Linked DNA regions of Homo sapiens: region 2 is linked to region 1. Evidence: chromatin loops called from intact Hi-C (ENCODE). Cell type or tissue: endothelial cell of umbilical vein. All regions are shown on one strand.

Region 1 (5,000 bases):
TATCTACTATGGCTCTTTATAGAAAAAGTTTGCTCACCCTGGTTAAAGCATCACTTTTTTTTTTTCTAAGTGACAGAGTCTTGGTCTCTTGCCCAGGGCTCAAGTGATCCTCCTGCCTCAGCCTCCCATGTAGCTGGGACCACAGGCACGCACCACCTTGCCCAGCTATTTTTTTTTTCTAGAGACAGGGGTCTCACTTTGTTGTCCAGGCTGGTCTCGAACTCCTGGGCTCAAGTGATCCACCTCAGCCGCCCAGAATGCTGGAATTACAGGCATGAGCCACCTTGCCTGACCTAAAGCATCACTTTTAACAAATGAAATAGAAAAGGATAGAAAATGCCAAAGTGTATCACACATGTGGGAAGGATAATTGATGTTTCATGGAGCACTGGCTTCAGCAAAATGTCTATATATTATGCATGCACGTGCACCCTGGGTCACAATATAAAATGTATTCCTTACTGTGAATCACAGTCCAATTTTTTTAATGTTTCTAAAATCATATTAGAACCTGCCTATGACTTATGTTTATAAGCCAACAAGGTCTACCTAGGTAGCTAGAATGGCAAGCAAGAGAGAAAGAACAGAAAAAGAACTGATCGATGAATCCAGGTACTCTACCTGCCATGTCCACATAAAGCATTTCACTGAAGGTTCTTTTCAAATGAGGAAGAGATGAAAATGGTCCAAAAAGTAGTATCAGTGATGTACAGAATATGCATCCTTATCAAAGACTACTCTGAACCAATGTAAAACATTACTGTTCATTTAACCACAAAGAGGGCTCCATTCCTAAAATAACTTTCCATCCACCCATCCAACATATGGTCATCAAGTCTGGAAAGACCTGAAGTGAGGAGATGTAGGTGGCCTGGGGGAAACTAGCCCAGTAATAATTATAACAACTCAATCATAATGATTATAATAACTAAAATAATATGTATTCAATACCTATTAGTAGGGATTGTACTAAGCACATTTATTTCATTGAGTCCTGAAAACAACCCTATGATGGGGGGATTATCATTATCCCTATTTTCCAGTTAAAAGACTGGAGGCATAAAGAGGCTAAATTACTTGCCCAAGGTCACCCAAGGAGTAAGAAGACAAGCTGGGATTTGAACTTAGACAGCAGATCTCCAAACCTACCCTTTTAACTATTTCATGACATTTTCTGGGCATTCATATATCTCATCAATTCATGTCTGCTGGAAAAAAAGAAAAACACTGAACCCGTTAAGTGATAAAGCCATAGAAAATAGGTTTCATTATGGAAATTGTCCTATGGAGAGAATGCTACAACCAAAGTAATAAACAACACCCAATAATACATGTACAACTTGATGTGGCTGGAAATGTAACTACACCAGTATTGAATTATCCCCAAATTTGAATTATAGAGGCGTAACTCAAATTACCCCCCTTGCCTGGTACCTAGCCCGAAAGACATATTTTTTTAATAAACATTTTGTGCTGCCTTGCCTCCTCATGCTGCACGCTGCCGTGTAAAAGCCACAGCCTTCCTAACGTGATTCATCAGAAAAATCAAGGGGGAAAAGAGTCGTGATCTGATATACTGAGCACTCTTAAATTACACAGCAGCCACTTCCCATATAGTGCAGGAGAAGACAGAAATGCGATGACTAAGTACGTCTCAGCCTGTCACGTCCGTGAACCAGGGAGTGGGGTAGTTCACTGAATCATGTTCTGGTAGCTCTGCATATCCATCGAGACACGAGGTAGCCAAGCCGGCTTGCCCGAGATGAAAGTCTGAGTAATTCAGAGGAGGCTGTAATTCTTTATAAAAAATACACTAAGTAGTTTTGTTGACTCCTACATGACATTTCCAAGGTGGCTGGGAAACCAGACCATTTGTTACACAGAATCTAGATCAATACAGTGTGTGGAAGAAGATGAGCAATGTTAAAAAAAAAATTTATTTAATTGAACAGGGGCTGAATAATTCCACACCTTACACATCTCCAATTTTATGTTTTAAATTTGAGATTGAGAAGGATACAGCAATACAGCAATACAGCAATACGGCAAAACACCAGAATCCTATTTCTCTTCTTAGATATGATTTTAAAAAGAGAACGCTTTTGTCTCATTTGAAAAACCAAAATATACTAAGAAAACAGTTGATTGCTTTTATCCTTTTCTTAAATTTTTTTTTAAAGTGACTGTCCTCACCGTCACTCTGACAGGAGTCTGAAAAATTAACACATCACTAAGACCATGTGAGATTTAACTTTTGATACACAACAAAGCGGGTTACTGCTGTGCTGGCTATTCTTAACCCACCTTGTGAGTGTACTTTTTTTATTGCTTTATACAGCATATCTGATTCCCTCTAAAGCACCAACTAAAAAATCTATCCAGCTGTCATTTGCTGCCTGGTAACATCTATCATCACTCAGCCTGGCAAGTCTAGTCTATGAGGCAGAGGGGAGAGGAGACAGGAGGCAGAGTCAAGGACTGTCACGTGGGATGGGAAAAAAAACTTGTCACAATTATTTATGACTCCTGCTCAGGCACATAATAGGATACATAAGCCTCTGTTTCGGTTTCAAGCACCTTCGCAAGGCTGCTCCCTTGTCGAAGCTGGGCGCAGGCAGCTCTACTTTACACACACAATTTCCTGAACAATGCCGGGCACTTGTGAAGTGACAGTGACAAATTTGGGAGTTGGTGGCTGTAGCTCTATGGGCTGTTAGGAGCAGGCGGGTGTCAGTAATCAGGAGAACTACCACGTGAAGCCCCAATGCCTCCACTCCCCAATTCCTTTCTCATGAAAGACTTCCTTCCTCTCCTTGCTTTCAACTGCCAGGACGCCTGTTTGGGGAATAGGAAATGGTGCATTCCAGCTTGTATTTTATTAGTCTAAGCCATATTTATCCTACTCAAGGAGGAGGAGGCTTCTGTGCTCATTTGTTTCTTCCCCTACCCGTCCCCAAACACACAGAGCAAGAAAACAGTTCCAAGCTTTCATCTGTAAGCATCCTCTGCGTTCACGCCCACTAAATATCCATGTTGCTGAACAATTGGTTCAATTAATTGTCTGCCTCTGGATGTATTCGCAAAAGCAAGTGCTGGATTAGAGGGTAATTTTTATCCAGTTCTGGAATCTCAGTCCTGCCACGAAGCCCTTGGCTTCAGTAGCCTCATAAGGGTCTAACTTTTGGCTCTTTGGAGAAACCTAAAGGAAACTCCATCAACATTCTCTATACCCGACAGACCATGGCAAACAGAAAGGCTGAGCCTGCAACGTTTAAGATAATTAAACACAAGATGAAGGTCCGGCCCAATAAGTGACTCTTGCACACGTTGTGACTCTAGCATGGCCCAACATTAACCGAGGTGCCCACAGAGTCCTCAGGCACCCTGGCATTACCTGCTCAGACTCTGCTGAAGAGAAATGGCAAAGACCTTAATTAAAGATAAGAGGAGCACGATGGCCTGTACATACTCTGGAAGCCAAATCAGAAATTAATGTAAGGAAGAAGAAAATCTGTGAATAAAAGCACCCAGAAACATCAGTATTATTCCAATTATCTGTTTAGAATTTAGTAAGCTGAAAAATCAGCCACCTTCATTTAGAAATATCACAGGAGGCCATAAGAAAATGTCCTTGTTTCACTGAATTAGTCCCAACCTATCATACATAGTGCATGAGAATGAAAATTTGATGATGTAATTACTACCAAATAATACCATATTGTGGGTGGAATTCTGCATACTACTGTCTTAAGACTAGAAGGGTATCTGTGTGAATTCAAGAAATGAAGCCCATAGGGATCATCCAGGAATCACGATCTGCCCAGGAATCATTTCTCTTGTGTCACATCCTCTCCTCTCTGCTGTCATCGCTCCTTCCCTATCTCCATCTTCTGGGGAATTGCAAAGTTGAATTCCACGGGCAGCCTTGTGCCTGCCTGTGTCTTGTCTACAAAGTGACCTGCTTTCACATGTTGAATTTAAATGTCTTTAGGGTGAATATGGATTCTCTAGATCACTAAAGACTTCATCATTGTCTCTTCTTTTTTTTAACTGTTATACTCTGCCTTTTCTTTTTCTAATTTTTATTTATTTATATATTTATTTACTTATTTATTATACCTTAAGTTCTGGGATACATGTGCAGAACATGCAGGTTTGTTACATAGGTATACACACATGCCATGGTGGTTTGCTGCACCCATCAACGTGTCATCCACATTAAGTATTTCTCCTAATGCTATCCCTACCCCAGCCCCCCACCCGCCGACAGGCCCCAGTGTGTGATGTTCCCCTCCCTGTGTCCATGTGTTCTCATTGTTCAACCCCCACTTATGAGTGAGAACATGTGGTGTTTGGTTTTCTGTATCTGTGTTAGTTTGCTGAGAATGATGGTTTCCAGCTTCATCCATGTCCCTGCAAAGGACATGAACTCATCCTTTTTATGGCTGCATAGTATTCCATGTTGTATATGTGCCACATTTCTTTATCCAGTCTATCATTGATGGGCATTTGGGTTGGTTCCAAGTCTTTGCTATTGTGAACAGTTCTGCAATAAACATACATGTGCATGTGTCTTTATAGTAGAATGATTTATAATCCTTTGGGTATATGCCCAGTAGTGGGATTGCTGGGTCAAATGGTATTTCTGGTTCTAGATCCTTGAGGAATCACCACACTGTCTTCCACAATGGTTGAACTAATTTACACTCCCACCAACAATATAAAAGCATTCCTATTTCTCCACATCCTTCCCAACATCTGTTGTTTCCTGACTTTTTAATTGTTTCCTGACTTTTTAATTTCCATTCTAACTGGCATGAGATGGTGTTTCACTGTGGTTTGCATCAATATTCTCTTTCTTATATTCAGCCCTCCCCCAAATGTATGTTACCCATTTAGCCTCTGAAGACAATTCATTTTGCAACAACTCTTACCTTTCTTTTCCTTTTTGATTATCTTCCTATGGCCCTTTCATGTATAGTATGAGGAAGTAGCCTTTG
Region 2 (5,000 bases), 68 kb after region 1:
AGAAGGAGACTTAACTCAAAGGCCCAATAGTTCTTAAACTTGAGCATACATCAGAATCACTGAGACTGCTTGTTAAGAAACAAACTGCTCAGGCCAGGTGCGGTGGCTCATACCTGTAATCAAGAAACAAATCACGGAGAGACATTCCCAGAGTTTATGACTCAGTAGGTCTGGGGCCCAGGAATTTGCATTTTTTATTTTGTTCCCTGCTGATACCAATGCTGCTGGCCAAAAGCTGACAGTTGGAGAACCACTACAATAGCCTCTCTTGCAAATTAGAAAAATGGGAGACGTAAAAGAATCACCTGTATATACCATGCTTAAGCCAATGCCAGAAGTAGCCCCCACATTTCCAGCCTGGGCTTTCTTTCCACAACACCTCAATCCACTCTACGAGTCATTGCCTTTTCTTTGTTCGCCTCTGCCTTGAATATTGCCATTATTTTTATTATCATCATTAGCAACGATTAAAAAGATTGAGGCATGACAAGGTGTAACATTCTGTCAAAGGCATATTAAAAGCTCTGCCTGAGAGGCCTAGTCTCAATCACAGCCAGACATGTAGTACTCTGCCTGGGCAACCCCCACGATATCACTCTTAAATTAAGCAGTCCCTGTCAACTAAGCCATTAATCTACTCAAGAGGTTAGATGTGTCCCTATGAGTCACATGTGAGCTCAGTGTTCCCAGGTGAGAATGCAGTAGCTCCACCTACATTTTCCCCATCTAAACAGACGGTTTTCATTATGTCTTTTGTCAGTCACCACAAGGGACAGTCTCTGTAGAAGTAATATGACATTTCCCTATGTAACCATGCTGTATATCAGATTCTCCTAATTATTCCCTCTACCAATATGCCTTGTTCTTGGACCACAATGTCTGCATGGAGTCCTCCTCACTGAGTTGTTTTAATGTCACGTGCTTGGATTTTCTTGAACAATGCTACCAAGTACTATCCCATGAAAATCACCATTCTGTTTGATGTTTAATTCAGCTATTCCCCTTGCCCCTGTGTGAGGTGCTGCTCAAAATTCAGGTTTATAAAATATTCTTCGTCAAAAGGATTAGAAATACTTTGGATTTTCTTTGAGAAAATGAGAATTATGGAACCAGTTGTTCCATTCATCCCCTTTTCTCTTGGCTAGCAGGAAGCTCAGAGAAAACTATGAAGCTTGATAGTAGTCAAGCTTGGTGATATACTTACTGGATTATTTTGTTATTCATTTTTTATTTTGTACTTTAATTTCTACCTTCCCTGACCCCAAATTTCCATTTTTATTGTTTTACATTTCTTGCTGCTTTTGTGTGTGTGTACTACCTCATTTCCCTTTAGGAAAAAGTAGGTTACAAATAGTATAAACACATTATCCATATTCCCAAGTCAAAGAAAACATTGATTAGCTATTAGCCAACAAGCTTAAACCCTCAATTAAGTGTCTTGGTATGTGGGGAAGGGAGGAGGAGAATGAGAGGAAATAAGAGACATTTTCACTGGAGGGAAATAAAAAATGAATCTTAAGAAAGCTCATTTTTATTTCACAGGACCAAGAAAATTTAGAAAAGCAAGAAGTCAGAGCTGGAAGTAACTCCACGTGACTTTGAAACCCCTTCTCTGCACCAACACAGGACAAAGAATTCACCTGCGATGCTCCAGAAACTCCAGAATGTGGCCTGGCAGGCTCTGCCCCAGCCAGGGCTCAGCGGTTTCCACCTTCCACAGCACTCAGAAAACAAAATATTCCAGTTAAAATGCACTGTACAGTGTTATATTACCCTGATGCAAGATTTATGAAGTGTTTATGCGGTTAATTGAGAACAGACGCAGACAAAAAAGTAAAAAATACCTTTAGTCTTACTTTATTTTAATGAAATCCAGATAAGAGGGAGAGTTTTTGTTTTGTTTTGTTTTGTTTGGTCAATTTGTCTTTAGATAATTTCACATGAAAAAGCAAATATTTTAGGCATCGGATACTCTTCTGATGGTTCCCCTTTATATGAAAAGAGTGACCACATATCCAGAAGGTCCAATAGCCCATGATTTTGGATCATTTAAAAATACTGATATTCTTCTTGGACCATTTAGTATGTGATCCTTTCAGACATATTTCTTTCTAAACCTCACTCTGTCATTTCCCCCAAAGACGGACAGATGATGACAGCCAAGGAGTGATGTAACCAGTGTGGAGCATCTCTCAAGGCGATGGAAACAACGTGAACACTGCAAGCGTGAGGAAACAGGAGACGCCATCATTTCATCAGGGAAAGTAAGCACAAACCTGCAGGAGGCGTCCTCGTGGAAACTTCTTCCTTGTCGTGTTACAATTTCTGTTGACTCATCCCAGCTCAGGGGATGCAGAGCCGCAGGAGTACACAAAATGATAAGGTTTTCCTTTCAATTTAAAAGTCATGTTTGAAGCATTTCATTAAGAAATTGTAGAGAAAAACTCATCTCTCATTAAACATGATAGGAAAGGCTTCAGACATACTTTTTCCATTCATCTTCTCATTATGGGAAATGCTGCTGCCTGTGTCACTCAGGTATAAACTAAAAGGTCAGTTCTTTAGCAAGGAGGCTTTGTAATCTGTTAGAAAACACGGTGACAACACCCCCAGTGCATCCTCCTGATTGTCGCTTCAGTTGGCCCATGACTTCTCTCTCCCTGCTCCATACAATGCAGTTGCATTTTTGAGGAAAAAAGTTTCTCTTTTTTCTCACTGTTTAGATTCTCCTAAGCTTAATATTTTTAAAACGTTAGCTCCATCTCACCCCTAATCCAAGAGATCCTCATCTACGTCCCAGAGTACAGGTTGATGATGATTCCCAGTATCATCTCCAAGCACATCACCTCCAGAAACTTTTCTCAAATGTTCCTTTGACCCCTCCCTACAGGCCATCAAGGCCCACTGCTCCTGCCTCTGGATGTTTTAACCCCCAACTTGTCTATAACACTCACTTTCTATGACAGTATATTATGGGCATATGCATGTGCAGACGAGTAAAGGTGGATGCAGGTAGGCACAGGTGAGTGAAGGTGAGCGCAGGTAGGCACAGGTGAGTGAAGGTGGGCGCAGGTAGGCACAGGTGACTGAAGGTGGGTGCAGGTAGGTACAGGTGAGTGAAGGTGGGTGCAGGTAGGCACAGGTGACTGAAGGTGGGTGCAGGTAGGTACAGGTGAGTGAAGGTGGGTGCAGGTAGGTTCAGGTGAGTGAAGGTAGGCGCAGGTAGGTGCAGGTGAGTGCAGGTAGGCACAGGTGAGTGAAGGTGGGCGCAGGTAGGCACAGGTGAGTGAAGGTGGGTGCAGGTAGGCACAGGTGAGTGAAGGTGGGTGCAGGTAGGTACAGGTGAGTGAAGGTGGGTGCAGGTAGGTTCAGGTGAGTGAAAGTAGGCACAGGTAGGCGCAGGTGAGTGAAGGTAAGTGCAGGTAGGCACAGGTGAGTGAAGGTGGGCGCAGGTAGGCACAGGTGAGTGAAGGTGGGCACAGGTAGGCACAGGTGAGTGAAGGTCGGTGCAGGTAGGTACAGGTGAGTGAAGGTGGGCACAGGTAGGCACAGGTGAGTGAAGGTGGGTGCGGGTAGGCACAGGTGAGTGAAGGTGGGTGCAGGTAGGTAAAAGTGAGTGAAGGTGGGCGCAGGTAGGCACAGGTGAGTGAAGGTGGGCGCAGGTAGGCACAGGTGAGTGAAGGTGGGTGCGGGTAGGTACAGGTGAGTGAAGGTAGGTGCAGGTAGGCACAGGTGAGTGAAGGTGGGTGCAGGTAGGTATAGGTGAGTGAAGGTGGGTGCAGGTAGGTATAGGTGAGTGAAGGTGGGCACAGGTAGGTACAGGTGAGTGAAGGTAGGTGCAGGTAGGCACAGGTGAGTGAAGGTGGGTGCAGGTAGGTGCAGGTGAGTGAAGGTGGGTGCAGTAGGTACTGGTGAGCAAGGGTGGACACAGGTAGGTACTGGTGAATGAGGGTGGGTGCAGGTAGGTTCAGGTGAGTGAAGGTGGGTGCAGGTAGGTACTGGTGAGCAAGGGTGGACACGGGTAGGTACTGGTGAGTGAAGGTGGGTGCAGGTAGGTACAGGTGAGTGAAGGTGGGTGCAGGTAGGTACTGGTGAGCAGGGGTGGATGCAGGTACATACTGGTGAGTGAAGGTGGGTGCAGGTAGGTTCAGGTGAGTGAAGGTGGGTGCAGGTAGATACTGGTGAGTGAGGGGGGGTGCAGGTAGGTTCAGGTGAGTGAGGGTGGGTGCAGGTAGGTACTGGTGAGTGAGGGTGGGTGCAGGTAGGTGCAGGTGAGTGAAGGTGGGTGCAAGTAGGTGCAGGTGAGTGAGGTAGGTGCAGGTGGTAGAGAAGGGTCCTGCCTCAGAATGCCTATCCATTCATTCCATAAATGACCACTTCTTGAGTGCTATTTGTTAAAACTTTCCCAAGACCCCAGGACACTGCTAAATAATCTATACAGGAAGTCTGATCTTGGAAAGCTTACAAACTATCCGAAGGGGTAGGCATTAAATCAAGTGCTCAATTTATTAGCTATTTGCAGTGGTTAAAAGTGCCTCAAGGAAGAAAAACAAAATTCTTGAAAATGTTTCAAAACCAAACCTGACCAAATCTCAGGACAAGGGTCAAGGGAGGCTCTCTGAGGACATATCAGAGGAGTGGGTGTTGGATGGTCAAGGAAAAGAAAAGAATGTCAGAACAGCATGTACACGGCCCCGAAGCAGCATGGAGATGGGTTCTTTTCTGCAAAACTTTCAAAACCAGCACTGCTGAACCAATAAGAAAGTGAGTCTGGTAGAGGCTACACAGAGGTTCTAAATCCATGCAACCTACGTGTTCATCCATCAACGAGTAAGTGGATAAAGAAAATACCGTCCATATACACAATGGAGTACTATTCAGCCATAAAAAAGAATGAGATCCAGTCATCTGCAACAACATGGATGGAACTGAAGATCACTAAGTTACATAAACCAGGCACAGAAAGACAAACATCACATGTTCTCACTTATCTGTGGGAT

The links. A loop is a pair of places that touch in the nucleus more often than their neighbours do. Peaks named below come from ENCODE experiments on the same cell type or tissue, not always from the same donor. Only the 100,000 strongest peaks of a DNase experiment are listed, where the experiment ranks them.
Region 2: a loop joins it to region 1, with 7 times the contacts of the local background. A loop is called at or near these places in 3 of 110 quality-filtered maps.

Annotation. Positions count from the first base shown.
Region 1 is chr20:52,491,083-52,496,082 of GRCh38, reverse strand. All of the region lies in intron 4 of LOC105372666 (a long non-coding RNA gene), which reads right to left. The region is part of intron 1 of LOC124904931 (a long non-coding RNA gene); the gene reads left to right. Among named protein-coding and RNA genes, the nearest start is that of LINC01524, 130 kb to the left of the region's middle. In endothelial cell of umbilical vein, no CTCF peak of the experiment used is centred here; DNase peaks (open chromatin) are centred at 1,652, 2,512, 2,662 and 4,872; H3K4me3 peaks cover 351 bases; H3K27ac peaks cover 3,640 bases.
Region 2 is chr20:52,422,725-52,427,724 of GRCh38, reverse strand. The region is part of intron 4 of LOC105372666 (a long non-coding RNA gene); the gene reads right to left. Among named protein-coding and RNA genes, the nearest start is that of LINC01524, 200 kb to the left of the region's middle. In endothelial cell of umbilical vein, no CTCF peak of the experiment used is centred here; no DNase peak of the experiment used is centred here.